Linked DNA regions of Homo sapiens: all the other regions are linked to region 1. A link is a loop called in an ENCODE intact Hi-C map of the cell type or tissue named here. Cell type or tissue: PC-3. All regions are shown on one strand. Each heading gives the region's core, and the rest is flanking DNA. Links, peaks and the distances in the headings are about the cores only. Region 1 overlaps GALNT2 (polypeptide N-acetylgalactosaminyltransferase 2). Region 2 overlaps GALNT2 (polypeptide N-acetylgalactosaminyltransferase 2). Region 3 overlaps GALNT2 (polypeptide N-acetylgalactosaminyltransferase 2).

Region 1 (7,317 bases), core at 2,538-5,037:
TGTATCACAGGGCACATGGTTCACAGAGACACAGGAAGGGAATTCTGACCCACAACATGGGTGAACCTGGAGGAGTTATGCTAAGTGAACAAGCCAGAAATAAAGGACAAGTACTGTAAGGCTGCACTCATATGAGGGACCCAGAGGAACCAAATTCATAGAAACAGGAATACCAGGGCCTGGGAGAGGGAGGAATGGGACATTGGTACTACATGGGTACAGTTTCCATTTTGCAAGATGAAAACAGCTCTAATTGATGGTGGTGATGACTGCACAACACTGTGAATGCGCTTAATGCCACGGACCTGTATGCTTAACAACGCTTAAAATGGCAACTTTAGTGTTACGCATCTTTTACCACAATTAAAAAGATAAATGCACAATGCCAGAACCCATTAAGTCACCTAGAAAAACAAAGGGTCGGGGAACACTCCTCTCTGATGCTGCAGCAATGCTGAACAAATAACACAAGTGGTTTATCTCATCTTTCTTCCGGCAGGTGGGAAGTAGAAAAGCTAAAACGTCTCTGTTAGGATCAGTGGCAATTCACACCCTGGATTTAAGTTCTCTTAACACATTTCATCATTCCCATTTCATTCATCTTTACGTGAACATTAGCAATTTCTGTTCTGAGAAATCCACTGTCTGGGGTAACTGAACCAACAGCACATCGGGGAGGGGTGGCTGTGATGAAGACACAGCCCAGGACCAGGATGGGGAGGGGGCTCAAGGAGAATCCAGACGGCCTTAGGACTCTCCTTTCTGAACTCTCTCCCTACCCTCGTCTCTCCTAAGCCTCAGCCCTTTACACAAGGTTACTAAGGAATACAAGAATGACACTAAGGTCTCATAAAGGCAAAGAGAAAATCTGCTCCAAAAGGCCACGTTGACCAAAGGGTGAGAGATCTCCAACAAGAACCTCATCAACAGCTGTCCTCAGAGGCAGACCTCGGCCTTCTAGCCCCTACAGCTGCCCCTGCTCCTCTTCCGGCCCCACTCCTCTACTGGCCCCTGCTCCTCTTCCGGCCCCCGCTCCTTTGCCAGTCCTTCTGCCAGCTGGCTGGCTGGTCAGATTCAGAGACAATTACAGGGAGAAACTTATTTTTCAATCCAGAAGTTTTTCCACACCAAGGGGAAAAAATGACATTCTTCTCTATCAGATAGATTTCCAAAATACAAAATATTGACTAATATACATACTCTATTTGAAGACAATATTTTAAAAACCAACACTGAAAAAAAAAATTCAGTGGTTCCAAGTAGAAAGCATGATGCTGAAATAGAAGCAAGGGTCACAGAGTTTATGGGCAAAAACTCATCCACAGTAGACCTGAAATGTGGTATGAGGGTGGGGGGAACTACAGAGATATATTTTTACAGCATGTAAAAGAAAATAAAATTGGTGATTCCAATCTGAGAATAGAGATTAAAGGGAAATGGTAAGACACAGTTAACAGAATCAAAGAGTTTTAGAGCAAGAATGTATCTAAATTTTACAGACAAGGAAAACAAAACCCAAATACTCCTTAACTTGTCTAAGGCCACAGGACTGGTGGCACAGCTGAGCCTAGAGCTCCCGGCCATCATCCTTGTTCCGAACCCAGATCCCGTGCTCCCAGGTTATTGTTCTTGCCCCCATTCCATGACTTCCAGCTGGGACTGCCACTTGGGTGGTATACTTTATACAAATTCCAGATTCTTCCCCAAAGTACGATGAACCAAGGCAAGAAATAGAGTTAAAACAATAATCTGGGTTTTTGTGACCACGGCAGCCCCAAGAGTGGTAGTCTCCAAAGTGGGGCCACATAAGACAATCTTCTGGGGCAAAGAAAGAAAATGACAGACATTGTCAAGTATTTTCCTCATCCTTTATAATAGCTTATTTTAAATACACTTTATGATACAAACAGGAGGCAGGGAAATACTGGGTAGGAGAGAGTGGTCCCTAGCAAACGCCACACCCTCAAGCCTGGAACCGTAGGGCCCAAAGTGAGAACATGCATTTCTGTTTTCCTGCCCGAATGTTGCCTTTTCCAAAACCACCCCGGCCCGCCCCACCCTCCATCTTGTACCCATAAAAACCCCAGGCCCTACCAGCAAAGCAATAGAGAAGGAGAGAAGAAACAGCCGGATGTTGGAGAGAATCAGCTTGATTTCAGAGGGACAGCTTGACAGCAGGACTTTGGAGAAGAGTTTGGCTGGGGACAGCAGGACTCCAGGGGAAGACCATCTTCCCACTTAACCCCCTTTCTAGCTTCCCATCCCACTGAGAGCCACTTCCAGTGCTCAATAAAGTCCTCCACATTCACCATCCTTCAATTTGTTTGCACAACTTGATTCTTCCTGGACACCGGACGAGAATTCAGGTACCAAGAGGGTGGATGCAAAAGGCTGTCACACTGACCTTGCACTGAGCTAACACTTAAGTCATCTGTGGACAGCAAATCTAAGAGCACACTGTAACATATGCCCTCTAGGGCTCCAGGGGTCACAGGTAGCCCCACCCAGATGCTGCCGGGGGGCTGCACAGAGTTCTACTCCTGCCGATGCCCAAAAGCACTCACCCCAGCCCCTGCACCCACTCACCTGCATGCTGCTCCTCCCATGAGGGGCTGAGAGCTGTGGGCTGAGTCCTGTGAAGGGGTCAAGGGAACTATCCCATTTCATTTAGAATGTATCAATAAATCTGTACGGCAATATGCATGTAATTCCTAAGTAAGCATTTTAATACATATGTGTGTGGGAGGTGGTCTAAATATACGTCTGTTCATAGAGTGTGCGATCAGAAAATTGGAGACTGTTGGCCTGGAACATCACTGCTCTGCCCTGTTAGATCTGGCTCCTTCATCTGTCAGTGGGTTCTGTGGCCATAAAAGCATCCAGCTTGGTGTCATGTCTTCCCGCCCATCTGTCTACAACTGCTACATGCCCAACACACAGAACACAGGAAGCCACTGAGCTTCCTGAACACACCACTGACACACTGGGAAGTGCCATGGCCAGCGGTTTCTTGCAAACCATAAAACTTTAGCTGTGTTCCTCATGCTTAGGGAAAATGTATTTTTCAATCACAAGAAAATAATTTCTAACAACAAAAAAATTATGTGTATGTTGGTTTAGTAAGAAAAATGGTTTCAACATAAAAAGGAAAGAAAGCCCTTTGGCAAAATAAAAAGACATTGTGCATTTATCAAAAATTACTACTAATAACTCAAAAGAGAGGCAAATCAGTACATTCTGATCTCTTTGAAGATAAGAAAACCAACTGTATGCAATAGTTAAGGATATGAAAGGCAGAGTCAATGTGAGCACTCAAATGATTTTAAGTAAGGTATGACTCTCAATGGTCAAATCCAGCCTATGACCTGAAGATGGCTTTTCCCTCCCTCTCTCTATTTGCCTGAAAACCATCAGAACACTTGTATGTTTTTAATAGAAGATAATCCATAGGAAGTCTCTCATTAATCCACACAACAGAAGTGTGTATCCTAGCTTCCTATTATTATAATAAAGGAATATTAACTATTCTATTCAGATGCTCCCCATTGTGTGGGTAATGTTTACTTTACATATGAAAGAACTGTGGCTCAGGGCTTCATGACTCATCCAGGAGCTGGAAAGATGACAGGGAGGCCGACTTAACACACAAATTGACTGCATGCATGCGTCCAGTCAGAGTTCCTGGAGGAGACAGTGACATACCTGCATCTGGTGTAGGTGGGACAACGCATGGGGAGGGCACAAAGGAGGGGCTTGGACTCCCTGGGGTGACGCTTGTCCAACCACAGTCAAGAACACAACGTGCAAACACTCTCACCAGCAAACACTCTCACCAGCAAACACTCTTGCCAGCAAAGCAAACACTTCATAAACGGACGTCCAGTTCCCAATAGGCATGTAAGGAGCTTGAAAGTCGTTATTCCGTCCTAACAGTAAAAAGCTGAATAAAATGAAAAATCAGCACTTCTTAGAGATCTGCCTTGGATCTGTTGGAGAAATGTCACAAGCCACAGCCCCCCAAATTGGACAGGTGAATACAAGGAATCACAATTCACTGGAGCAGAAGCCTGTAAGTAGAAACCCCTGAAGATCCACTACGGGGGTAGGAAAACCTAAACTGTAGTGGAAAATTCCTGGAGGCTCACTGTGGACAAGCCTAAGAGATTAAAAACTCCAGGGGGACCCAGTCATGGGGGTGTGGCAGCTATATTTGTGTGAGTTTTACCTCCTGGAGCTCTACCAGATCCTCACAGTGAATATTGAAGAAATATCCCCTCATGCTTACAACAGTGAGAGGGGAAAATAACCATTTTGAAAGAAGCCAGGGCACTGTGTTCTTATTAATAAGGCCTGCCATCGGGAGAAACTATTTAAACAGGGACTAAACTGCTAGCATTTATCAGAGCCTGTCCAATCTGAGGAACAGGAAATAACCAGCCTCTGCTAGACTTTAGTATCACCTAAGGATGTGGAGAGGGGGAAGCTGAGAAGCAAATGTGAGGCTCACAGCCCAGACACAAAGGTTCCCTAAAAGAATGAGACCAAATCATAGGACTATAGCAAGCTTCCCCTCCCACTACACCTTAACACCACACAACTAAAGGCCTGTTTACCAGGGTTCCGTGCACCAAGTCCATCACATCCAGCTTTCAACATAAAATTACAAGGCACACTAAGAGGTTAAACACACACACACACGCGCGCACACACACACACACACACACACACACACGCACGCACGCACAGTTTAAAGAGACACAGCAAGTATCAGAACCAGACTCAGATATAGAACAATGTTGGAATGATCAGATCAGGAATTTAAAACAACTATAATTAATATGCTAGGGACTCTAATGGAAAAAGTAGGTAACACACAAGAACAGACAGATAATGTAAGCAGCGAAATGGAAATTATGAGAAAGAATCAAAAGGAAATGCTAGAGATCAAAAACACTGTAGAGAATGAGGAATGTCTTTAATGGGCTCATTAGCAGACATGACATGCTGAGGAAAAAAATCTCTAAACTTTAGGACATGACATTAGAAACTTCTAAAACTCAAATGCAAAGACAAAAAAGATGAAAAAAATTGAAATAATATCCAAGAACTGTGGAACAATTACAGTGGTGTAAATATGCATGATGGGAATATCGGAAGGAGAAGAAAGAGAGAAAGGAACAGGAGAAATACTGGAAGCAATAATGACTAAGAATTTCCCCAAATTAATGTTGAACACCAAAACGCAAATTAAGGAAACTTAGAGAACACACAGAATAGTATAAAGGCTCCAAAAACTACACTGAGGCATATCATATTCAAATTGCAGAAAATCAAAGATAAAGAAAAAAAATTGAAAGAAACACCTTACCTATCAATAGAGGAGCAAAGAGAAGGATTATAACTAATGTCTTCTCAGAAACCATGCAGGAAAGAAGAGAGGAGAGGGAAATATTTAAAGGGCTCAGAGAAAAAAAAAATGACCACCTAGAATTCTGTACCATTTAAGATTGATCTTCAGGCCAGGCGCGGTGGCTCACGCCTGTAATCCCAGCACTCTGAGAGGCCAAGGTGGGTGGATCACGAGGTCAGGAGATCGAGACCATCCTGCCTAATGTGGTGAAACCCCATCTCTACTAAAAAAATACAAAAAAATTAGCTGGGTGTGGTTGGGCGCCTGTAGTCCCAGCTACTCGGGAGGCTGAGGCAGGAGAATGGCATGAACCTAGAAGGCAGAGCTTGCAGTGAGCTGAGATAGCACCACTGCACTCTAGCCTGGGTAATAGAGCGAGACTCTGTCGCAAAAAAAAAAAAAAAGATTGATCTTCAAAGATGAAGAAGGGATAGAGACTTCCTCAAACACAAGTTGAGGGAATTTGTTGCCAGTAGACCTGCCTTGCAAAAAATGTTAAAAGCAGCTCTTTTAACATAAGAAAATAACATCGATCAGAAACCTGGATCTACATGAAGAAAGGATGCATCAAAGAAGGAATAAGTGAAGGTAAAATAAAAACTTTTCCTTTTTTTTTTTTGAGTTGTAGTCTTGCTCTGTCACCCAGGCTCAGAATAGTGGTACGATCTCGGCTCACTGCAGCCTCCGCCTCCCAGGTTCCAGCGATTCTCCTGCCTCAGCCTCCCAGGTGGCTGGAATTACAGGCACGCACCACCACACCTGGCTAATTTTTGTATTTTTTGTAGAGACAGGGTTTCACCATGTTGGCCAGGCTGGTCTTGAACTCCTGACTTCAGGTGATCTGCCTGCCTCGGCCTCCCAAAGTGCTGGGATTACAGGCATGAGCCACTGCTCCTCGCCTATTTTTCTTATTCTTAATTGAACTATCATATAATGGGTTGTTTGAAATAATAATAGCAACAATATATTCCATCATGTATTCTTTTATATATTATATACATATGCTTATGTGGATGTAAAATGAATGACAGCAATGATATAAGTGATGGGAGGGAGGAATCAAGAATACTTTGTTGTTATAAGATACGTGCACTACCTGTGAAAAAGTATAGTGTTATCTGAAAGAAGACCAACTAATTTTTTTTTAAGACACATAATAGATATGCTGAGAAGAGAGAGAAAATGGGATCATACAGAAAGCTCAATTAAAACGACAAAAGGCAGAAAAAGTGTGAAAGGTAAAAGTACAAACACAGAATAAGGGCAATAAATAAAAAACAATAACAAATATAGTAAATATGAATTTAAATATATCAACAATCACTGTGTACATCGATGGTCTAAATACACCAAAGAAAATACCAAGATTGTGAGAATCGAAAAATAAGTCCCAATTATATGTTGTCTACAACAAATCCACTATAAATAAAACAACACACATAGATTAAAAGTAAAATGATAAAGAATGGCCTTTACCAAGAAAAGTTAGATCTATCATGCTAACACTAATCAAAAGAAAGTAAGAATAGCTATATTAATTTCTGACAATGTAGACTTTAGATCATAGGAATTTTTAAGGGATCAAGACAGAACTACACAATGATTTTTTAAAAGTCTGTTTTCCAAAAAGATACAACAATCCTTAATGTGTATGTGCCTAAAAGGAGCATAAAAATGCATGAGGCATAAAAATGTCCATGCAGTTCATGATAGATAGAACTGCAAGGAGAAATAAATGAACTCACTGTTATAGTTTGAGACCTCAATAGTCCTCTGTCAAAAATGGGCAGATCCTGCAAGAGGAAGCTCAATAAGGACAGAGTTGAACTCAACAACACCATCAATCAACTAGATATAATTGATATCTATAGACTAATTCAGTCAAAAACAGCAGAGTACACATTCTT
Region 2 (5,637 bases), core at 185-2,684, 82 kb after region 1:
AGTTGTCCATCTTGAACAAGTCTTTTGACTTCTCTCTGGGTGCCTGTGCCCCAGTTTGTATAATGGATATAATCATGCTTATGAGCCAACAGGACATGAACCTTGATGGAGAATGCAAACACAGGTGCTCACGTTCTCTGAAGCCCCACAGTGAGACAGCACCGACAGACGCCCTCACTTTCGAATGCTGACATTTATGCAACTCCCACCTCATCCGTGCTGACCACTGCGAGGAAGAAGGTGGGACACAGAGACTCTATGTTCCCACAGGAGCTTACACAAGAGCAACACGGTTCACTGAACCGCAGGGACCATCAACTCTAGGGAGCACCATTAATTTTGTGTGCCACTCAGGAAGAAAAACACGATCAATGAAACCCTGAAACACCATCCATGGAAGATGCATCCTGATTTCAGACATGTTAAAACATGAGAGGCGGGGGAAATGTGCATTGTAGAATCAATGATATGGTGCGACAAGAGCCCCCAGTGGGCCCCAGAGCTCGGCTCTGGTCCTGACCAAACAATGTCTAAAACCAGCTTGAGTCCACAGAGCAGTGGGTGTTCAGTTTGGCTGCTCTTCAATAACCCTGGGAACCTGTTTGCATTTCAGACTCCCTGTCCCTCCTGGAGAATGATTCAGTTGCTCTGAAAGGAGGTCTGAGCACCTCTCTAACACATCCTGTCTGTGCCAGCTGGGAAAAGGAAGGCTGGCTAAATAGCAGAATGGATCTAACAGCACAGCAGCTTCCCTTCCACACCCCCAGCCTCTGGCATCAGTACGCTCCTTACAGGAAGGGCCCCAAACAGAGCCGAAGGTGTGGTCTGAATCCACAGCGCCACTGTGGCCCTCCTGCCTACATTCCATTTCTGCTGTTTCTCTGACACTTTCCCCCACTCTGATTCATTTTCCGAGTATGCAGTTGCAAAACCTACGCTTAGAACGGGGGGACTGCAAGCGTCCTGTGTGGCATTTCCCTAAGTCAGCTGTGACTCAGCCTGGCAAGGGCCCAGGTGCCTTCAGAGTGGCTTCCTGCAAAGACCAGTAATGACGGGCCAGCCGCTGCACTCAGGCACATGAGCCAGCACCTCTGCGACTGAGATCCAGGGAAGGAACGGGATCGCCCTCCTACCTCCCAGCACTGCAAATGTCATTTACATTTTGAAGCCACTGGGGACATGGGTGGAACTCTGTGAGCTGGTGAATTACGCATTCCAGGATTTCTGAAGCCTATTAAGAAAGGAGAGCCAGGGTGGGCGGCCATCACGAAGCAGCTCCAACCACCTGTTTCCCTCCTCCCGCATTTCCCCCACCCAGCACATCACATTTATTTTATGACTCGGTGCATCCAACAAGGCACGGCTTTTAAAGCTTCCCATTTCTGATGCTACAGAGCCAGGAAACCAGGAATCAAGATTATCAGGCTAAAATACAGCCGCCTCTCTTTGAGGCCCACCAGCTGGTTCTGAGAACCTACTGCACCACCATGGAAAAGGGATTCCCTAGCCTTCTCTACCCAAATACCCCAGAAGATAAGATTTCAGCTTTTTAAGATAGTGGTTCCATTAACCTTTGGAGAAAGGAGGAGAGACCCTGTTCGGGGAGCTCTATGCCAAATAAAGACAGAGCCAACCTCCCTGCCTCCCTCGGCCCCCCACCACCCCAGAACCTACTGACCCTTGCAGAGCCAGCCTGCTGACTCCTTTGGAGAGAACCATAAGAGAAGCTTCAGGACGCTCAGGAGTTAGAGGGAAAATGAAGCCATTTACCAAACAGAAGCACATGACTGCCTCGCACTCAGTAAGCACAAGCTGAATCAATTAGTTAATTAAACCTGATACGGGGCTCTGTGGGGTTAAGATCTTACACCCTGAGTAAGGAACACTGCTGAAGAAGGAAACAGTCGCTCTGGGAGATGCTGCTACCAAAATCAGTGGAAGGTCAGGTAGGAGCAGCTCTCACGGAGTAAATGACTAGGAGAAGGGGAGGAATGAATAACAATCCATTACCTAATAAGGGGTTTGTCTAAACCAGCTAACTTGTTTCAGAATTGAGGCCAAAATCAGGGTTAGCTGCAACAGTGCCTACATGATAATTATGTGCTTTTTTTTTTTCCTTTTGGCTTTGTGTGTGTGGTTTTGGAGGGATGGGTTCTTTCATTTTCTGTTTTTGTGTGCCACCTACTTGTCTCCTTAGAACCACAGACAAAATCCTGCAAGAATCTCTTTCCTGGGAGCAGAACTCATGCCCTGGTGAGCCCCACAGACACAGACTGCCTCTGCAGCCTGGTGGCATCTGCCCCAGAACCAACCAGAAAAAAAGGTGACTTACATTTCTTTCCAACCACCAAGGCTGAAGATGGAAATCTGTTCACAGTTGCAGATGTTGGCTGGGGAGAAAAGGGGGGCTGCTGCAGGAAGGCATCTGGGTGCTCAACACTGTGGCTAATTATTGCTGAATAAAAAATAATCATCTTTGCATGACTGTAGCAAGGTTGCTCATGGATACAAAGTATATTAAGGTGAAGACAGTAAACACCACACTAAAGGTCTCATGATGTGCAAACTGAGATTCCATGAACGTTACTAAAATCTATTACGGGGATTTTGGACTGACTCCTTGAAATCCAGGGAACAATTATTAAAACATGAAAGGACCACAACTGTCTATTTCTGCAGATAGCTCCTTCTAGCAACTGTTTTCCTGGACTGCCTCACCTAGGAGGTAACAGAGGCTCTTTACAATTCCTCCAAATGCAAATTTGATAGAGTTATAGGAGTCTCTTACTGCACAGTGCTGTGTTCTAAACACGATCTCAGCAAGGCCAATGGACCTCGGGCTTAACCTCAATATGAGCCTCAGTGAGTAAAATGTCACTACTGGTCACATGCAGAGTCATCAAACAACACTCTCGTCCATGCTACCTTCTGAGTATTCTCCAGTCTTCACCCATGGCCCCGCCTCTCCACTGCCCCTGCAAAGAAAAAGTCCTCCATCCTTGCCCTGCCACAACTACTGGACATCTTCAACCTTTCCACCACCCAAGACTCTGTTATTTACCCCACAGAATCTGTTTCCATCAATGGCTATGAAAAAACAGAGAGTGATTTAATCTGTTCGCTTTTTTTTTAAGGCCATCAACTGTCCTGAGTCATCACACTAAGTGTCTGTCATTCTAATTGGATGCAGAGGTGTTTTTACAATAAGCCTGGGCAGCTTTATGTCAAATCAATGAACAATTTCCAACCACCATTTGTAAACAATAATAAATCAAGGACTCTCGAAACGGAACCCCCAAGGTATAAACGTTCCCCTACAGAAGCCCATCTGCTGCAAGCTCTTCCAGAAAATAAACCTGGAATTCTAAAACCTAAAAAAGGAAATGATCCATTTGGGCTTACAATTTCAGAGACACAACTTCACTCTTGAAGACCAAAATTGCCACGTTTATTTTGATGCTGCCATTGCTGTCTCAAGCAGAAGCTCCCCTTATGTTGCTCTATTCCTGATTCACAGAATGAAAAACTGTACATTAGGCCAAGGGTTACTGAGCGCTCAGCATGCCGGGCCCTCGCAAGGCACTGGAGACTGCAGTGAACAAGACATACCTGCCCTCCTGGGGCTTCGTCTAAGCTCCCCTTTTCTGACTTTGAAAGGAAGCTTGTTTTTCAGGAGGGAAAAATCTTCTTCCAAGAGAACAGGCAAAGTTTTGAGCTTTGCATGCCCTTAAAACTTACTAGCACCTAAAATTAGCTTCTCTGATAGATGTGTCTTTGCACTTTACACAATGCAGAAGGCTCCCCAAGAAGGGCAAATTGTGCCCGCATCAACCAGTAAAACCATTCGGAAAACAAAGAGGAGAGCTAATTTTAGGAAGCAGCATTTTCAGTCCAACTACTTTTTGTGCTTCTGTCTGGCAAAGGGACAGAATAGAAGATAAGGAAACTGCCCCCACTAAATCTCTCCTACGGACTGTCCTTACTACACATCAATCCTCTCCCAGGCCAATTGCTCCAAATTACCAGAGGAGGAGGCCATCTTATACGTTTCATGATGAAAGAGAGGGCAATTCTCAGGAGGAACAAGAATAATTATACACAACAAAAGCAGGAACAGTAATCTGTCATAGATTTACAGAACACACAGTTCCACTTAAGATACATTTTTCCTCCATCACTCTTATGTTGTTTATTAAACATTTACTTTTGGCCCAGAGTTTGGCTGATCAGGACCTGAAAAGTTGTTAAAACACCACTGGGACTGTGTCAAGAATCTTTTAAATCATCTAAAAAAGGTATTTGTTTATCTGTCTTGACAAACTGAGAATGTACTCAGCAGGCTTAAGAATTTCAGTTCAACAAACACACCTTGGCACCTGAGGTGCTCAGGGGTGGGAAAACTGAGTGTGAAGAGACGGGCACACGAGTGACCAGAACACGGGGGCATCCGACAGGAGCTGGGCATAAGCTCCAGAGGCCCTGTCCCCTTGAAGGAAGAAAAGGACTGGCGGTGGGAGAAGATGCTTGTTTAACATTTATGGAAAAAGCCAGAATTACAATGAGGCACCCTTGCCATATGACACATTTAGGAGTATGTAGAATACACGCATCTATACAGGCATACACATATGTGTATGTGTATATCCAGTCATGCATCACTTAACAATGGAGATCTGGTCTAAGAAATGCATCATTATGCTATTTCTTGCTCGTGTGATCAGAGTGTACTTACACAAAACTAAATGGTACAGCCTTCTCCACACCTAGGCTAGATGGTACAGCCTACTGCTTCTAGGCTACAAACCTGTATAGCATGTGACTGTCCTGAATACTGTAGGTAACACAATGGTATTTGTTATCTAAAATAGAAAAGATACAGTAAAAATACAAGATTATAATCTTACGGGACCACTGTGATATATGCAGTCTACTGTTAACTGAAACGTCCTTATGACTGTATACGCATGTGTACATGTATATTTCCCATACACTTCCTAAATGTGTACTTTTGTTTATATGTACATGTACACATGCATATACACTTATATGTACATATACACACATCGACTTTGGAGTGAAGCAGCCCCGCATTTTCACTGCACTTCTCAAACTTAAAGCCTTTGTGATCTTGAGCAAGTTATTCGGTTCCCTGTGCCTACACATTTACAAAATCAGGTGAACACTACATACGCCTCACAGGATTATTTTAAGAATAAAAACGCCGGGTGCTGTGGCTCACGCCTGTAATCCCAGCACTTTGGGAGGCCGAGGCGGGCAGATCGCCTGAGGTGGCGAGTTCGAGACCAGCCTGACTAGCATGGTGAAACCCTGTCTCTACTAAAAATACAAAAATTAGCCGGGTGTGGTGGCAGGTGCCTGTAATCCCAGCTACTCGGGAAGCTGAGGCAGGAGAATCACTTGAACCCGGAGGCGGAGTTTGCAGTGAGCCGAGGTCGCGCCATTGCACTCCAGCCTGGGAGCCTGGGCAACAGAGCGAGACTCCATCTCAAAAAAAAAAAAAAAAAAAAAAAAAAGGAATAAAAAGATACCCTGGGCATCCCCCATCCTGCACATTACCAGGCAAAGAGCTGGTGCAGAACTGAGTGTCACCAATGTCCTATGGAGCCATTTGAGAAA
Region 3 (7,317 bases), core at 2,986-5,485, 95 kb after region 1:
CCTGGACGTCTTCTAGCATGGCAGTTGGGCCCCAGGGGACCCAGGTGGGGCTACCAGGCCCCTCAAGGACAGAGCCTGCACCACGCCCAGTGTCACATCCACAGCAGTCTACTGGTTCAAGTTTGACACCAGACTGACCAGATTCACGAGGCAGGGAGGTGAGAAGTACATGCCCTTGGCTGGAGACTGTCTACCACCACAGGACACTGGAGTCACCAACCCCTCTACAGCCAGCCAACCCAGAAAGACGTTCCACTTCGGAACTCTTCAAACCTCATCTGGAGAGTGGATCCCAATACTGGGGCTCGTCACAGAGCAGCACACTGGGATGCTAAGAGCAGGCCTGGCTGAGGAGCCCGCAGGGGTGGGTCTGAATTCCCACTTCACCACTTCTACATGTGAGACTGCCGGCAACTCAACCTCTCTCCCTGACAGCTTCATCTGTAAAATGGGGATAATAAAAACGCCTCATGGAGTTTCTATAACGGATAGGTGAATTCACCCATAAAAGTGCGTGAAAGCAGGGGGTACATGGTCAGCATGTGGGGTTACTATTTTTACTCTGCTAGATGGGTCACCCTGAAGTCCACCCAAGCCACAGAAAGGACAGTGTCACAGCCCCGCGGGTCTGCTGCCACTGCCCACATTCTGCACTAGCTCTCCCTGCTTGTTGGGGTCAGGGTCGACACTCTCCCTGATTGCAGCTACTCTGTCTTAACCAACACAACCAGAGACAGAAAGGAACCGTATGAGGACCAGCAGACTCGGAGCAGAAGGGCCAGTTTGTAACAGCAGTGACAGTCCTGTGACCGTGAACTACGACATCATCGCGGCCCGTGCTTAGAGGTCCACTTGCATCATCTCCAATTAATCCTCACCCTCAGTAGGAGCTACGGCACATCTAACACAGGGAAGGCGAGGTATCGGAATCCGCTTCCTGTCTCTACGTGGGGAGATCATCCTCTTTGCAGACGTGTGGGAAGGATTAGGCAAAACAACACACAAGGGACCTAAGAAGATTCAAGGTAAGTGCCCCCACAACCTCTCTGTTTTCTCCCTTCCCCAAACTGTCTGGCTCTGTTTCTCTTGTAATAGTTTTAATTCTACTACATACACCCTTTTTTAATATCAGCTGTCCAGATGTGTTGGGAAAGCATATGGTGTTTTTGTTTTTGTTTGAGACGGAGTTTCATTCTTGTTGCCCAGGCTGGAGTGCAGTGATGCAGTCTCAGCTCACTGCAACCTCCGCCTCCCGGGTTCAAGTGATTCTCCTGCCTCAGCCTCCCAAGTAGCTGGGATTACAGGTGCCTGCTACCACGCCTGGCTAATTTTTTTGTATTTTTAGTAGAGAGGGGGGTTTCACTATGTTGGCCAGGCTGGTCTCAAACTCCTGAGCTCAGGTAATCCACCCGCCTCCCACCCGCCTCGACCTCCCAAAGTGCTGGGATTACAGGCATGAGCTGCCACCCCGGCCGAAAGCATATGTTCTTAAATATATAAAAATAAGGCCAGGCATGGTGGCTCATGCCTGTAATCCCAGCATTTTAAGAGGCCAAGGTGGGAGGATCACTTGAAGCCAGGAGTTTGACACCACCCTGAGCAACATAGCAAAACCCAATCTCTACCAAAAAAAAAAAAAAAAAAAAAAAAAAATTAGCCAGCATGGTGGCACACACCTGTATTCTTAGCTACTCAGGATGCTGAGGCAGGAGGATTGCTTGAGCCCAGGAGATCGAGGTTGCAGTGATGTTTGTGCCACTGCATTCCAGCCTGGGCAACAGAGCGAGACCCTATCTCAAACACACACACACAGGTGGACGAAACAGTATTATTACCCTCATTTAAGAAGGGATGAAGCTAAGGCTTAGAGAGATTAAGTACTGTCATGTGTTGCTTAATGACAGGGATACCTTCTGAGAAATGTGCCCTTAGGTGATTTCATTATTGTGGCAACATGATAGCATGCACTTACACAAAACGAGGTGGTATAGCCTACTACACACCTAGGCTGCAAACCTGGACTGCTTGTTACTGTACTGAATACTGTATGCAACTATAACATAATAGTATTTGTGTATCTAAACACAGAGGTACAGTAAAAATACAGTATATAATCTTATGAGACCACCATTGGGTATTCGATCTGTCATTGGCTAAAATGTCATCATGCTGAGCTTGACCGTACCTTGCCCACATGTGCAAGGCCAGTAAACGGCCCAGGGTGGATTCACAGCACTTATGAAAACCTTCCCCGTAACAACCACTCTGTGCTGCCTCCCAGGAGTGAAGCAGCAGGAAGCCCAGGGAACACAGCCCGCAGCCGATCTAGTTTTACCCTTGGCCAGGTCAGGACTGCAGAAAGCTAGCTACAGTCCATCGTTTTCTCCTAGAATTGCCTTTACACAACTGTGATCTAATGCTCCTCCTTCTGCTTCAGGTTTGATTTAAATAAACGGCCACGTGTGCATCTCTGCTTTTGGTTTCTGTTATTTCTCCCCCTGACGGACACTATTATCATGTTCAGTGCCCTTTAAGTTAATATCCACTAGATTCTTATCAAGCTTGAAGGCTAAGAAAATGTTTCTCTCTCTCAAGAAAATGTTTCATTGTATTATCAAATGAGAACTATGCAACCCAACATGCTTCCTTTCTTGCTTTGGCTACCAAGATACAATTGCACGTTCAACTGAAGGAGCTCCCCTTGGCTTAGTGTCAGTAGACGTAAGCTGAAATGTATAGGGGGACTAGAGCACAATCGGCCAGCACTTTGGGTTTCAGGTTCTTGACCTATAGATGGGGGTAACATACCTGCCACGCAGGATTATGCTGAGCATTAAACTAAACACAGATGGCAAACACCTAGCCAGGATCCGGCTCCATGGGGGTGGGTGTTCAGTGTTAATTCTCCTTCATTCTTTAATTCTCCATCCACTTCTTTTTTCCTTCACCTTTTTATCCCTCATCCCCTCTACCCCCTAAATTTGACCCCAGATTTTTAAACTCTTATTTTAATGAATCTGTGCTTACACATAATATACTTTCTCTTATAAGCGGCCTCGAATCTTTTTAGAGATATATGTTGCTTAAACACGTAATAGCCATGCTCTACAAGTTAAAGGAATACTGAATAATGGACACAGAATTTAGAGATAAGGTTTAGAAATGTCACCCTTGGCCAGGTGCGGTGGCTCACACCTGTAATCCCAGCACTTTGGGAGGCCGAGGCAGGCAGATCACCTGAGGTCAGGAGTTCGAGATCAGCCTGGCCAACATGGTGAAACCCCATCTCTACTAAAAATACAAAAACTAGCCAGGCTTGGTGGCGCGTGCCTGTAATCCCAGCTACTTAGGAGGCTGAGGCAGAAGAATCATTTGAACCCGGGAGGCAGAGGTTGCAGTGAGGTCATGCAAGACCCCAGCTCAAAAAAAAAAACCAAAAACAAAAGAATTGTCACCCTCTACTATAAAGCCAAAAGAGCCAACAAAATGAATGACATTAGCCATCTGTGGTGATCTTTCCAGGAAAGAACTCAAGTCTGATGATTTAGAAAGTAGCTAATGAGAGGAGTTATGTCTCAAATTACATAGACGAGCCTAACGAAAATCAGAAAGATCAGTGCAAAAAAAAAAAAAAAAAAAACTAAAGGAATATAAGGTGAACTGTAATCCAATTAAATATAATACGTCTATCTCATGAAATCATTTTGCTGACTGATTACTAAAGAATGTTGAAAGTCAGATGTATTAGTCAGGATCCAATTAGAACGCAGAAACTACATAAGCTTTTTGAACAGAAGGGCTTTAATATAAATTGTTAACTGGGTAGAAAGTCAGTAACCAGGTAACTGGGTAGAAAAAGGAAAATTCTAGATATCAGGGAAGTAGCAACGACAGGAAGCAGCCACCACCCCTAGGCCTGAGGGAACCGGTTAGACTTAACCTTAGAAGCGTAGCCAAAGGGCCCTGAGGTAGAGACTTCCTTGGAGGAGTGGTGGGATCTGCAGGGAGTGTGGACGATGAGGCTGGCTGGCCAGTGCTGGGATAACTGAAGACTGAATTCAACAGCTACAGCTGGGGCAACAGGAAGCCAACAGGAAGGACCAAAGCCCCATCTTGCTGGTGCTTCTACCGCCTCCTGCTGATGGAGGTGGCCCGGAAGCCACTGGCAAAGCAGCTGGGATGTGCGGTCCTAGCTCCAACACTGCAGAACAGAGCACAGAGTCTGGAGCTGAAACAATAATTTCATAAATTACATGTTGGGATTTTTGAAAAATCAATCTCCATCACTACCCTAAGGAGAGGGTATTGATTCTATACACAGAAAGATCCCCAGAACGAGAAGGCCGATGCATCAAGATTCCTCAGACAGATGGAAATAGGCCAATAGAAAAGGTGGCCGATAGAAAATAGATAGAAATAGGCCGATAGAAAAGGTTTGCTGAGGACCGGGCACAATGGCTCACACCTGTAATCCCAGCACTTTGGGAGGCCAAGGTGGCCGTATCACAAGGTCAGGAGATCAAGACCATCCTGGCCAACACGGTGAAACCCTGTCTCTACTAAAAAAAAAAAAAATACAAAAAATTAGTATGTGGTGACACACACCTGTAATCCCAGCTACTTGGGAGGCTGAGGCAGGAGAATAGATTGAACCCAGGAGGCGGAGGCTGCAGTGAGCTGAGATCGTGCCACTGTACTCCAGCCTGGGCAACAGAGATTCCGTCTCAAAAAAAAAAAGAAAGAAAGAAACAAACAAAAGAAAAGGTCTGCGGAGTACACACACCCCAGGAGTGCTGGCTTTCTCAGCGAGGCACAGTTCTCATCAATTAATGAACTGTCATTCTTAGCAGTATCTTACAATTCTGATGCATGTAAACCCCAATCCCCCATTGATAACTCCTAGATGGAACTAATAACATTGAGTTTCCAAACCTATAAAACCAAGAGTGATGCCTTAGACCCATGATCATTCTCTCTCTCAAAGCTAAGTCTGAGATAGCCCAAGGGTCTCTCTCTTACTTTAACTCATATTTAATTACCTGTGATTTACACACTAGAAAATAAGATCTTTTGAAGAAAATAATAAGCTTCAACTATTTCTGCAAACGTGTTACACATACACAACCGCACAGAAAAACACAGATAGAAACCTTCAACTTCTTCCTGGATCAACTTACCACATTCCTAAGTTCTGACCAGCTTATTTGCCAACAGAAAATTCGAGTCCAGGAACTTTGGGAACCTCAGAAGCACCAGCCCTCCCCACCCCTCCTTCCCTTCCCATTCTTCACCTCCACACACACAACCGTTATTTCTCCTAAGAGTTAACTACAGAGACAGCAGGACACCAGTTCTGGTAGCAGGTCCACCACCTTCACACGGCATTTGCAGAGGCTGTGGAGGGGCAGCAGGCTCTGCTGTGTGCAATGCTTCATATCACCCACCCACCCCACTTCAGACTGGAAGACACGGTTATGTTTATTTTCCCCCAGAAGATAAGTGACTCACAGGCAGTTTGACAACAAATGTCAAGGTCCTTCAACCACAGAAAGTTCCCAGCATTTCCAATCAGTTGGGACATAATCCAGAAGAGGTTGCCTGGGATTATTTTTCCTTGGAAATTACATTCATTCTATCTTGGTGACAGACACCCACATATGGGGTCAAACTTTCCCTCATCCAAAAAAAAGATGATAATCAAAATCACAAGATACCACTTCATATCCATTAGGATGGCTACTATCAAACAACAGAAAATAACAAGTATTGGTGAGGATGTGGAGAAACTGGAACCCTTGTGTACAGTTGGTGGGAATGTAAAATTGGTGTAGTCACTGTGGAAAGCAGTATGGAGGTTCCTCAGTATATTAAAAAACAGAACTCCCATATGATCCAGCAGTTCCACCAGGTGTACTCCCAAAAGAATGAAAAGCAGGGTCTCGAAGGGAAATGTGCACACCTGTGTTCACAGTAGGATGAATAGCAAATGTGTTGCACGTGTTAGCAGCGTAATGTATAAACACAACGTTGTATGTCCATAGAATGAACTATTACCCAGCTTTAAAAAGAAAGGAAATCCTGTCACATGCTACATGGATAAACCTTGTAGGTATTATGCTAAGTGAAATAAGCCAATTCAAAAGGATAAATACTGAATGACTCCACTTACATGAGCTACCTAGAAGAGTCAAATTCACAGAGACAGAAGGTAGAACCCTGGCCGCCAGTGGCTGCAGGGAGGGAGAATGGAGAGTTACTGTTTTTTGGGTACAGAGTATCAGTTTTGCTAGATGAAAAGAGTTCTAAAGACGGATGGTGGTAACAATGTGAACACAATGTCACTGAACTGTTCACTTAGAAATGGTTATGGGCACTGCGGCTCACACCTGTAATCCCAGCACTTTGGGAGGCCGAGGTGGGCACATCACTTGAGGTCAAGACCAGCCTGGCCAACATGGCGAAACCCCATCTCCACTAAAAACACACACACACACACGCAAAAAACAGCCGGGCATGGTGGTGTGCACCTGTAGTCCCAGCTACTCAGGAGGCTAAGGCAGAAGAATCGCTTGAACCCGGGAGGCGGAGGTTGCTGTGAGGCGAGATCACACCATTGCACTCCATCCTGGGCCACAGAGCGACTCCATCTCAAAAAAAAAAAAAAAGAAAGAAAGAAATGGTTAAAATGGTCAGTTTTGTTATATGTATTTTACCATAATAAAAACTGTCGGGGGGGAAAGTTGATACATGCCACTACCTGAATGAACCTCAAAAACTATGGCAAGTGGAAGAACTCAGACACTAAAGGACACACAGTGCTTGAGTCAATTTATACGAAATATCTAGAATGGATAAATCCACAGACGCAGAAAGTACACTAGTGGTTGCCAGGGACTGGGGAGATGAGGAAATGGGGAACAACTGCTTAATGGGCATAGGGTTTCCATTTGGATGAAAATGTTTTAAAACTAGACAGAAGTGGCCGGGCGCGGTGGCTCACACCTGTAATCCCAGCACTTTGGAAGGCTGAGGCAGGTGGATCATGAGGTCAGGAGATCAAGACCAGCCTGGCCAACACAATGAAACCCCGTCTGTACTAAAACTATGAAAAATTAGCCAGGCATGGTGGCAGGCCCCTATAGTCCCAGCCACTTGGGAGGCTGAGGCAGGAGAATGGGGTGAACCTGGGTAGCGGAGCTTGCACTGAGCCGAGATAGCGCCACTGCACTCCAGCCTGGGTGACAGAGCAAGACTCTGTCTCAAAGAAAAAAAAAAAAAAACTAGACAGAAGTGGTAGCTGTACAACTGTAGTAAATG

Evidence for each region. Hi-C counts contacts between places; a loop is a spot of excess contacts. Peaks named below come from ENCODE experiments on the same cell type or tissue, not always from the same donor. Only the 100,000 strongest peaks of a DNase experiment are listed, where the experiment ranks them.
Region 2: a loop joins it to region 1, with 6 times the contacts of the local background. A loop is called at or near these places in 6 of 110 quality-filtered maps.
Region 3: a loop joins it to region 1, with 6 times the contacts of the local background. A loop is called at or near these places in 5 of 110 quality-filtered maps.

Annotation. Positions count from the first base shown.
Region 1 is chr1:230,182,689-230,190,005 of GRCh38, reverse strand. All of the region lies in intron 2 of GALNT2 (polypeptide N-acetylgalactosaminyltransferase 2), which reads right to left. Among named protein-coding and RNA genes, the nearest start is that of GALNT2, 120 kb to the right of the region's middle. RefSeq lists enhancers at 2,823-3,561, 3,562-4,300. In PC-3, for the core only: no CTCF peak of the experiment used is centred there; a DNase peak (open chromatin) is centred at 3,685; H3K4me3 peaks cover 1,100 bases; H3K27ac peaks cover 1,504 bases.
Region 2 is chr1:230,100,208-230,105,844 of GRCh38, reverse strand. The region is part of intron 1 of GALNT2 (polypeptide N-acetylgalactosaminyltransferase 2); the gene reads right to left. Among named protein-coding and RNA genes, the nearest start is that of GALNT2, 36 kb to the right of the region's middle. RefSeq lists enhancers at 90-159, 126-847, 219-1,418. In PC-3, for the core only: a CTCF peak has its summit at 1,157; a DNase peak (open chromatin) is centred at 794; H3K4me3 peaks cover 1,822 bases; H3K27ac peaks cover 2,500 bases.
Region 3 is chr1:230,088,500-230,095,816 of GRCh38, reverse strand. The region is part of intron 1 of GALNT2 (polypeptide N-acetylgalactosaminyltransferase 2); the gene reads right to left. Among named protein-coding and RNA genes, the nearest start is that of GALNT2, 25 kb to the right of the region's middle. In PC-3, for the core only: CTCF peaks have their summits at 3,945 and 4,146 (motif pointing left); DNase peaks (open chromatin) are centred at 3,786 and 5,216; H3K4me3 peaks cover 1,836 bases; H3K27ac peaks cover 2,500 bases.